Linked DNA regions of Mus musculus: region 1 is linked to region 2. A link is a contact called in ENCODE Hi-C data. All regions are on one chromosome and are shown on one strand. Each heading gives the region's core, a stretch centred on a gene start or an enhancer-like site at or near the end of the contact. The rest is flanking DNA. Distances are from core to core; before and after follow the strand shown.

What was found. Hi-C counts contacts between places; a loop is a spot of excess contacts on that map.
Region 1: a loop to region 2 is called in a map of v-Abl transformed pro-B cells, with 3 times the contacts of the local background. The contact joins the promoter of Akna here to the enhancer-like site in region 2. A Hi-C loop is called at or near these places in 1 of 37 maps with a recorded cell type or tissue (v-Abl transformed pro-B cells).

Annotation. Positions count from the first base shown.
Region 1 is chr4:63,401,356-63,407,140 of GRCm38, forward strand. It overlaps Akna (AT-hook transcription factor), which reads right to left and starts at 2,090. Exons shown (of 22, transcript NM_001045514.3): 1 at 1,864-2,090. It overlaps Gm52742 (a long non-coding RNA gene), which reads left to right. Exons shown (of 3, transcript XR_003955424.1): 3 at 1-771.
Region 2 is chr4:63,202,789-63,207,875 of GRCm38, forward strand. No RefSeq gene overlaps it. Among named protein-coding and RNA genes, the nearest start is that of Col27a1, 10 kb to the right of the region's middle. Within about 2 kb of position 2,908, at least 1 of the 3 ENCODE cell types and tissues checked has a DNase peak (open chromatin) inside an H3K27ac peak, as active enhancers do.

The DNA.
Region 1 (5,785 bases), core at 840-3,339, 200 kb after region 2:
TACCTGAGAAAGACCTTACTCTTCTGTGCAAGTCACAGCCCTCAGTGTCATGGAGCCTGGAACTGGCCAAGTCAGGTAGTCAATCAACAAACACACATCAGTGTCAAATAGGTACCAACCTCAGGCAGAGATGAAGTTGCAATAGAGCAGCAGGCTGAGCACCAGGCAAGCAGATCCCAGCCAGCCCTGTATGTTCCAGCCACTCGAGGCATGTGGCTGGCTGACTGCTCCTCTCTGTAAAGGGGAATGGTGGTCACCTAGGCCTGTTCCTGCTGCACCCATCCCTCTGTCTGGTGAGCACCCTGACCCTCAGAGACGCACCAAATGAACTTGGAGGTTCTCAGCCCCTAGGATACAGAAACACACATGCTTGCCAAGATCCCACCCTCCGTGGAGGACGCAATCCAGAAAAACCACTGAAGAAGGAAGTTTGGTGACAGCTTTAACAGACCAAGCACATCTAGGGGAGAAAGAGGAAGGGGAATCGGGACAGAGGAACAGCACAGACAAAAACACAGAGGTCTGAAAATACAAGCTGAACTTCAAGGATGGCTCAGGGCCTGGCCCCTGAGTGCCACAGGCAGGCAGGGAAGTCTGGACAGCCGTCAGGGTAGCAGTGGAAGCTGGGGATTCGAATTATGATGTCCTGACCCAGGAGGGCCAGCCCCTCTATAACTAGGTCCTGCTAATGGTTGGGCCATTGAGCTAAAGGTCCCCACCTGCCCCCAGAGAAACTGCACCCCACCCTCCCCAAAAAAACACCAAACACTGCTTTCTCTATGTCCTTGCTTCTTATCACCTAACACCTGTACAGAACTGATCTCCATGTTGTCACACCCTCCAGGGATTCTATTTAGCAACTAGCTAGGCAATGCCCTGTTCCCCACACACTGCTTCATACAGCTCTCTCTCTCTCGAGCGCGCGCGTGCGTGCGTGCATGTGTGTGTGTGTGTGTGTGTGTGTGTGTGTGTGTGTGTGTGTGTGTGCGTGCGTGTGCGTGTGTGTCCAGGATGATCCTCCCCCACTGAAGCTTCAACCTTCAGCAGCCCTGGCATTCAGAATCTCCATGCTACCCAGCTAGAGAGAGCCAGGACATCCCCACCTTAACCTCATCCCGATGAGGAAACAGAGGCACCCACCTAATGAGAACAACCAGGAAGTTTAGAACACTGTGACTATTAAACCAAGGCCAGGAGATGTATAGGAGGCAGGAGGATGGCAGGGGAAAGACCTCCTTACCAAGCTGCTGGACCCTTTTGAAGGGCTGGGCTGTGGGGCTCCAAAGCAAGTTTGGATCCGTGGCAGGGCATAGACCTGTTCACAGGAGTGGCCTTTGGCCTGCGGCAAGTGGAGATACCCATGACGGATGTCCCCGGACTGTCCCTTGGCTCACCCAAAGAGCCTGGGAGGAACTAACAAGGGGCCAGGCTATTACTGACTCTCATCTTGTCCTACTGTAGCTCTAAGCTGGCTTCCTGGCCCCCACTTTGTCCCTGCCCTTATTTGGGTAGGAGGGTGTCATCTCCTGGCCTGTTCCTCACTTCCGAACATCTCGAGACCCTCAGTAACCCAAGCACTAACTGGCCTTGAGATGAGCCCACCCCGGGGGACAGAGAGGGACCAACACGGGTCCAAGTTCACCAAGGGAACCAAATTGGATCTGGAACTGGAAACTAGCATCTTGGGGTCCACTCTTTCGTGGGGGCCGGACTCCCAGAACTGGACAGGAGTGGCAGCAGCTGCGTAGCTGTGATTTCCTGGCTGGGCTGGGCTGCCTGCCAGGGTTGTCCAGAGTCTATGACTGGCCCATCCAGAGGGAAGGCGGCCTTCCCTCTGGCCCTCCTCCTGGCTCAGCTCCTTACCTCACTAGTACTACACCACCATCCTGCCGGCCTGGGCTCAGGGGAGCTGCCCACAAGGTCTTTGTTTCAAACCTGGGGAGCCCCCTGCCTCCACAGCAGCCTGGAACGCCTCCAGACTGCTCTGCCAGCCAGAACGGCCTCAGCTCACAGACAAGCATCCCTCCCCACTTCTCCCCGCCCCTGCAGCTGAGGCCTTGCCTTGCCTCCTCCTCCTTGCAGGAAGCGCCCAGCCTGATTTCCTACAAGTGTTTGTGAAAAGGAGGGGGGGTTACTCTGCGGAGCTGGCGCCAAGAGCTTAACCCTTTGCTGGGCAAGTGTGGGGCTGCATTGATGGGAAGAGAACTTCTGAGGCCTTGAGTTTGAGACCACCTCAGTTGCAACCACAACCGTGCTTGTACGAGCAGGAAGTCCAGAGAAGGCTTGGCTAAAGTCACATTGCATGCCGGTCCCAGGAAGAGGAGCCTGCAGTTCCTCCACTCCCACCCCAAAATTGGTCTCTTCCATCACCGAAGACTTTATCAAAGCCTCTCCCACTGTGTAGGTCTCATTGCCCATCCTCACAGGAGGGAAAGGGGAACCTCAGCCTTGGCGCTTGCTCCTGTCTGTCCAGCTTTAACTTCGTCTACTAACACAAGTCTCATCATCTCAGGGCAGACTTAGGGATTTCTGCCCTTCCACTTACTGTCCATGCCTAGAGATAAGATGAGCCTGCACTGGAATTGTCTAGGTAAGAAGGAAGAACTAGAGGATCAGGTGAACATCTCCTCTTGTAGCTTCTCCCTCAGAGGCCCCAGAGATGAAGGAACAGAATTATCTTCATGGCCAACCTGTGGCTCCTCAGGTCCCTTCACCTCTGTGAGAGGTGTAGCCATCTGAAGAAGCAGGGTGGGACACAGACACATCACACCTGGCCCTTCACTCTATAGTGAAGTGTGTAAGATGTCAGGTGTGCCTGAGGCAGAGTATGAGACAGGCTGGTGACCAACGTCTCCTGCTGCTTTGGTATCTCTGAGGCTGAGGACTCGCAGATCCTAGGGAAACACCCGAGGTTTCAGGTCTCAGATGCTGGACCTGCCCTGGCTGAAGACAGGGGCCTGAGAGTAACAAGCTGAGTGGGGGTGAGGCAGGACTATCAGGAAGGTCTGGGTGGGGAGGCCACAGTCACACAAGCGGCCGGAAGGACAGAGAGGCAGAAGCAAGCCGCAAGCATGACTGATGAGAATGTTCTAGAAAGGCAGCTGCAGAGACCTGAGAGAAGCAGGAGGCCCTTGAAGACAACAGGATATGATGTGAGAGGACTCAGGGGCCGGGGCAGGAGGTACAGAATCTGACCTTCAGGATCCAGGCTGACGGGGCAGGCAGGAGGAGGCAGGAGCCAGGTAGAAGGAAGATGCTGCAGGAGCCCTAAGTCCGCTCCTGGCTCTCTACTCTGCCCCTGCTGACCCAGAGAGTCAGGAAACAGAAGAGACATGAGGTCAACCCTCTGCCATCCAGAAAGCCCTGGGGGGGGAGGGGGGACCTCAAGGGAGCAGCCAGGCTGGGGACCACCCAAGAGTGATGGAGAGAATCTTAGAGTCCATAGGCCAGGGAGTTCAATGCCAGCATGCCAGCCTCACCTCCTGCTGGCACTGTGACCTCAGTGGCTAGAGCCATGGTTTTCCTTTCTGTGGAACAGGGCTAACCAGAGTGGCCACTGCCCTGGAGAGGCTGCTGTCAATTCCATGACAGACGGCCTGCCCAGTGTGCAGTAAGGGACCTTAGGACCTATGTCATCACCATAGTTTCTGCCCCCGGGTCTCCTTAGGTGGGAGAGTCTGGTCTCCTCCAAGGGCTTGTGACTGATGGGTGAATGGAATGAATGAATGCTCTTGAGGGCCAGCTGCCAGGATCTGGCTAAGTCTGAGCTAGCACCAAGCACTTTCAACCGAGTAACCTCTCAACTCCTATCTCCCAGGCCCTGCCTTGTACACACATCTGGGGGCTGGGGCTCCCTTTGCAGTCCCCCGGCGACTATGGAACAGAGCCAAATCTTATCAAGACCCTGTCTACTGCTCTGGCGACCATGTGGCCCATTGTGTGGGTGGCAGGCTCCCCTGACATCCTGTCACTCACCCGCTCACCCTCCCTGATCATTAACCCATCAACACCAGGTGGCTGCCGCAGCTGGCACACCCTCAGCCTTGTTGAAAGACAGCAGCCAGTATTTACTGTCCTTCACCCCGACACTGGGCCTTTTCCTCCCCCAGCCCCCTTATCCTTCCCCTTGCCCACATGGTATTCCTTTCTGGAATACTATCCCTCAAGTTTACCCATCCAAAGCTACAGACAAACTGAGCCTGGGCACAGTAGCTTTCTCCCAGCTCCTGTCCCCAGCCGGGCCCATCCTTTATTTGGGGTCTCAAGCCAAACTGGGTGGTCCACCTGGCCACTCCCTTCATCATTTAATTCCTCTACCATTGAGTCCCGTTTGCTGAATTTCCTAAACCTCACCAAACTCTAGCCCTGTCTGTCCTCACATATCTTTCATAATCTTTCTGCTCTGGAGAAAACACCCCAGCCCACAACAGCCTCATGGGATTTTCTCAAACAGCTTTCAAACCCAGCCGGACACAGGTTTGCCACTTGGGGTGCTCTGGACCCAGCACTAGGACAAACAGAGGCTGCAGCCTGGCCCTGCTCCACCCTCCCTCACTTCTCCCATTGCTTCCTCATCCTTTGCCTCAGATACAGTGTTTTCCCACGGCTCAGAAGAGGAAACTGAGGCACAGAAGGGAGATGGTAGTTCTCAACCACCCAGACAAGAAAACAAAAGGAAGGCCCTGTACCCTGACCACCAGAAGGGATCTGGAGTGCAGAAAGTCGTCTGCTGATTGCCCCAATCTTGGGTCCAGAAACACTGCTAGACCTGCCCTCCCTTGGTTCTTCTGGAGGCCAGAGGTACAGCAGAGAGCCATGAGCAGCCCAGCCATCTTGGGAGACCAGAGTGAGACACCATAGGAGTGGGGCTGTCGTTTCATCATGACCCTCCTGAGTCCTGGCTCTCCTTTCCTGCCCAGGAGGCTAACCTTCCAGGTCAAAGTTCATAGTGCATCTGGGCAGCGGCAGGTGTCACAGAGAACCAAGAAGAGTGAGTGATGGAAGCCTGGTTGGTCTGACTCCCAGGTCACCTGGAACCAGAGGTCCACTGAGCCTCCCAGATTCCATTCCACTTGCCCACCCAGGAAGCCTCACTGTACTGATGGGGGTGGCCAGAGATCTCCAGGGCCCTTGGATGCTGAGTGACCTTGGCAAGATCCTTGCTGATAAAGACTCTCCTGGTCTCGGTTACTCATGTGTAAGATGGGGCAATGTTGACTTTACAAGACTCATAGGATGAGTTAAGAGGGACGGTGGCATCCTCAGGTGTTGGCCCAGTGCCTTAGCTGGCACAGAGCACCTGCCTGGGAGCGATGACTTTCACCTCAGTGATGTGGCCAGAGAGTGTGCTGCCTGCAGGACTCAGTAACTTCCCTAACATCCAACATCAGCCAAAGCTCTAATTTCAGATCCCCCACACAAAGGGGAGCAAGCGCTCCCAAGTGTGAAGGGTACTATTGCCAGGTGGCTCCCAGATCAGTTCTGGGACAGGAGACCCAGCTAAGAAACATGTGTTCATCCTTAGCTATTGGGGCGGGGGGGGGGGGAGGGAATAGGCCATCCTTAGCTAATAAAGATATGGGTTATAAGGAGGGTGTGTTCAACCACATAGATGGAAATATCTCTCTCTCTCTCTCTCTCTCCCTCCCCCTCCCCCTCTCTCTCTCTCTCCCGTCCTCTCTCAAGCTTTTATCAAAGTAAAATTTTGAAAGTTCATGGTGCCAAGAATGTATTGCTAGCACCGAGGCCTTACTGAGCCCCTGCTCTGCGTCAAACACCTTGTAAA
Region 2 (5,087 bases), core at 1,658-4,157:
AACTAGGGAAGGGGATGTGACATGAGAGTCTCAGTCGTGGCCATGACTGACGTTCCTGCCCGTATGGTGACAAGTTGGTATTCCGGCTTCATGTTCGCTACTTTGACAAAGCACCACACCAAAAGAAACTTCAGGGAGGAAGAGGTTTGTACTTCAGGCAGGAACTGAAGCAGCTAGTGACATCACATCCGCAACCAACAAGAGAGACCAGATGTGCCATGCAGCCAGCTTGCAATGTAAGTTGCCAGCTCTCTCCATCTTTACAGAATTCAGGGGTCAGCCCCTGAAATAAAGTTGGCCATATTCAGGGTGGCTCGTCCTAGGCCAGCTAACAATCCATGTAATCCTACCCAGAGCTTGCTCACGGGCCTGCCTGATCTATCTAACTCCCCATCAAAACTTTCTTCCCTGGTGTCTTTAGGTTGCATCAAATTAACAGTTACAACCACACCAGCAGAGGTGGGTCTTGGTTTATTCAGAGGACACGTGGAAAGCCTTACTTCCTATACAAGTGAATGAGCTGAGTTGTTGTTGTTGTTTTAACCTGTGTGCATGTTGAACCCATGGGTGAGGAGACAGGAGGGCTGGGACAGAAAGCAGCCATCTCCTTCCTACAAGCAGGGTTCTCTCTCCAGCATTGGCTGGGAAAGGAAGCGCCTAGGTGAGGTCCACAGGGCAGGCCCAGGGGCACCTGACTCATTCAGTGTATTGGCTGCTTTTCTTGTTGCTGAGACAATCTATCTGACAAACACAACCTAAAGAAGGAAGGTTTATGGTGGCTCACAGTCTGAGAGCACAGTGCCTTGTGGCTGGGAAGGCGTGGCAGAAGGAGCTTGAGCTGGCTGGTCACACCACATCCACAGCCAGGAACCAGAAAACCATGAACGCTGGCTCCCAGCTTGCTGTTCTGGGTTCTATCCAGCCTGAGACCCCCATCCAATAGAGAATGGCAGGGCTTCCCTTTATAATGACCCTAATGTAGAAACTCCCCCACAGATATGCCAAGAGGCGTCGCGGATCCTGTCAAGCTGACAAGTTTAATCATCACAGCTAAACATGGCCATGTAAGTGCTGGCTCTAGTTTTTTTAGAATGAAAACAATTTAGGAGGGAGTCCAGCGAACAGGCCACCTTCTCTCATGTCTTCAAATCATAGTCCCTAGGGACACACGGTCTTGAAGAAATATGTTTGTTGGTTTTTTTCCCCTCTGCCCCAATGAAAGGGACAGTCATGGAGGAGGGGCAAGGGCATGGGCACCAAGAGCTGAGGCTTCTTGTCCACACTTGGCAAACTAGACTGGGCGGGAAGAATTAAGTGAGGGCCAAATGAGGACACAGCCAGGAAAAGGTCAGAAGGCAAGCTGGAAGCTTGGGGCAGTGGAGCACTGCCCATCACAGACAGAGGAGCAGGGAGCCAGCCCCACGGGGGTCCTCGACACCGAATCCCTGTCAGGTATGAATGTCCCCTTGTGCAAAATCCTCGCCTGCCCCAAAGCGGGCTGTGGGGTTGCAGGACCGTGGAAACCTCTTCCTCCAAGGCAGAGAATCATAGAAGCTCAGAGTCAATGCCAGGTAGGATTCCGGGAGCTTCAGAGCATTGGAGTTCTGGCATCAGAAGGTGTGAGGAGCCTAGCACTCTAGAGCATAGAAGTTTATGGCTTTGGTGATCTAGGAACCATGGCCTCAGAACCTTGCACTTGGGTGACCTTTGTAGGAGCTCAAGTCTGGTCAACTTTCTGCTGCAAGTGTTCCTTTCTAGAAATTTCCGAAAAATAACACAGTCTTCTCTAGACGGACAGCAATCATAACAAGCAAGACTGGTCCCCGTGGGTTGGAGACACAGCTCAGTTGGTAGGTAGGTTGATGCTTGCCTCTCCAACACTACATAAAAACAGGCATGGTGGCAGGTGCCTATACTCTCAACATTTGGTGGACTGAGGCAGGAGGATGGAAGTGTAAAGCCATCCTCATTAGATAGCAAGTTCAAATCCAGCCTTTGCTACAAGTGACTTTGTCTCAAAAAGAACAAAGAACAAAATAAAACTAGAACAATTGGGCTGGAAGGTGGATGGCTAGGTGGCTAAGGTCATTTGTTGCTATTGTAAATGACCTGGGTTTGGTTGCCAATAACTTCATGATGGTTCACAATCATCTGAGACTGTACTTGCAGGTGATCTGATGCCCTGTTCTGACCTCCACAGGCACCGTATACATACATGCAGGCATAAAATAAAATAAAATAAAATAAAATAAATCTCCTTTTTCAAAGACAAACAAACAAGCAGAGATCATAGGAGGGAAGGACAGTGACTTTTAGGATCTAGGCCACAAAGCCAAATCTCTCCTCTGCTGGTGATTGTCAATGAAATCTCTCTACTACTGTTTCTTTCTTTAAAACTGGAAGTGGAGTTGGTCCTCTGTCTGCAATGCTGAATGCAGCTTCCTAGATGCTGTGCTGTCAGGGCCTCCTCCATAGTCCTGATAAGCAGATCCACGTGGTGACCCTTGTGTCTACTGCCCACCTCTGCCTGGCCCTTCCTCTAATCCCCAACATGGTCTCTAGCCTTCCTTCCCATGGCCTTGATCACCAAAAAGCCAGCTGCCTGGCAGAGGCTCTGCCACCAACCCAAGGTCAACAGTGGTTTCTACTGTGGTCCTCCCTCTAGTCCTACCACCTCCTGGGGCTGGTAGCAAGAAGAGTCAGCTTATCATTTAGGGGTGGTTATGGGATGCCCAGGCCAGTTTTAACCCTGGGGTCCCTGGAGGACAGGAGTGACCCAGGGCTTGGAGGATCAAAGTCTTCCTCTGTGCCCCCTTGGTGACCAGGAAGATAAAAATATTTACGATGGCTTTCCTCCCTCTGGGGACAGGCACACACAGAGCAAGGCTGTGTTTCGCTTCCTTGTGATTGCTCTCTCAGGATAGCAGGGCTGAGACAAACACAGGTTGTTTATAGGCCAGCGAAGCCCCAGAGACCCGTGGTGGCAGACAGCTTCCCTTTTTTCTGAAGGACATGAGTCTCTGGAAGGGTGCCCAGAGGAACAAGGGTGGGTTTCTCTCCTCTGTTAGTTTAGTCCTTGGTGGCGCTGAAGGCAATTTTTTTTTCCTGAGAGATGGGGAGAATGTGTTTTGGTGAATAACATGTTTCCCATAATTTGCCTTTTGAACGTGTAAGGAAATTTGCGTATGTGGCTGAAACCTCCTGAACAGAGAACCTTCTGGAAAAGGTCTGCCTTCATTTCCCCACTGGGTCAGGCAGTGAGGAGGACTCAATAAACACTTGTTGACGGAATGAATAGGACATAGAAATAGCCAGCCAGAGTGGGAAGGAAGGCCCCATAGAGGTTCCCTGGGCCAACCTGCTCAGGTTTCAAACAGGGAAACTGAGGCCCAGAGAGGGAGAGAGAGTGCACACAGTTGCTGGCATCACTGTTGACAGAATGGCGACGATGAGGAGGTAGTGATGAAGAAGATGGTATTGGATGTGTGCCAATTTGTCAGGAGCCCTTTCTCTGCCTGGGCTTCCTGTAAAAGTGAGGGGAACGAGGGGGAAGAGGGTCAAAATTCTCCAGGGTAGGGACCATAGAGCAGCGTGCTGGCTGGACAGAGTGCTGCTGTGTGCTCAGTGACTGGGAGCCGTTCCCTGCCACCTCACAGACTTCCTTACAATTAAGTCCACCTCACTCTGAAAAGAGGATCTTCTCTAAGCCGGAGATTATTTCATTTGTTTGTTTGAGATAAGATCTCATGAAGCCCAGGCTGCCTTCACACTCCCTGTGTACCAGAGAATGCCCTTGAACTTCTGATCCTCTGACCTTCACTCTCCAAGGGCTGGGAATACAGTCATGTGCTAATGCATGGCTTCTGCAGCACTGGGGATCAAACACAGGGCTTCATGTGTGCTAGGAAGTCACTCTACCAACTGAATTGTATCACCAGCAGGATCTTATCAACATCATCACCACCGCCACCGATGCCGCCACCACCGCCACCACTGTTATCATCGTCGCTGTCCTCATCTTTGTCGTTGTCATCATCGTTATTTTTCATTGCTACATTGAAAATTTTTTGCCACGTAGCCCAGGCTAGCCTCCAATTTGCAGTAATCCTCCTGCCTTACCCCTCTGGTGTTGCAATCACACTATTCTTAGCTTTTAACCCTAAGTTTACTTATTTTCAGCATGTGTGTGCATGGTCTACATTCTGTGTGTGCACGTGTGTGTGAGGTACAGAGACATGTATACATAGGCACAGAGGACAGAGCAGGACATTGACTACCTCCCTGTGTCACTCTGAGCCTTGTTGACCTGAGATGGCTCTTTCACTTTCTATTCTGGCTGAGATGTTAGTAAGTTCTTGGTTGCAGTTAGTAAGTTCCTATTTGTAGTCACCCGCCCTCAATGCTGTGGTTTACAGGTGCTTGCAGTCATCCCCGACTTTTTATGTGGGTGTTGGGATTTGAACTCAGATCCTCATGCTTACAACGCAAACATTTTTACCCACTGAGCCATCTCTCCAGCTACTAAGTCGAGTTTAACACTGTTGAAGCAGCTTCCAGAACTCAAGGAGGCTTCCGTTTCCCTTTTGTAATTTGAGGCCTACGCTGCCTATGTGCTCAGCTGACCTCAGGACTGGAAGAGATCGGCATTAAAGTGGGTGGAGGGGTGGCGGGGAAGGGGGCTGACCACGTGGGCTGGCCATGGAAGCTGTCAAGCAAGGAAGGCCCAACACTGAGATTCTGACATGTCAATGTGTTCCAGTCATCCAGGGAGACAGCCCTCATGTCCAGCTGTGAGATAAAAACAACCCTGGGGAAGACTAAGAGGTGCCCAGGCTATCGGGGCAGGATAAAAATAATCCCCACAAAAAGCTCTCTCCCCTTCTGCACTGCAGCTCCTTCTACTGGCTTCTGATCTCCTGGTTGGTGTCACAAAAGGACCGACCCACCCAAGCAAACTTCCCTCTGTCCTGGGGCCAGAGGATGGGGAGTATATTCCAAGCCCAGGCAGGGGCTTTGGGAGCAGGGAGATGGCTCTCTTTCTTTCCAGATCTGTTACAAGCTTGCTATGTGGTTGCACAGTGTCACCC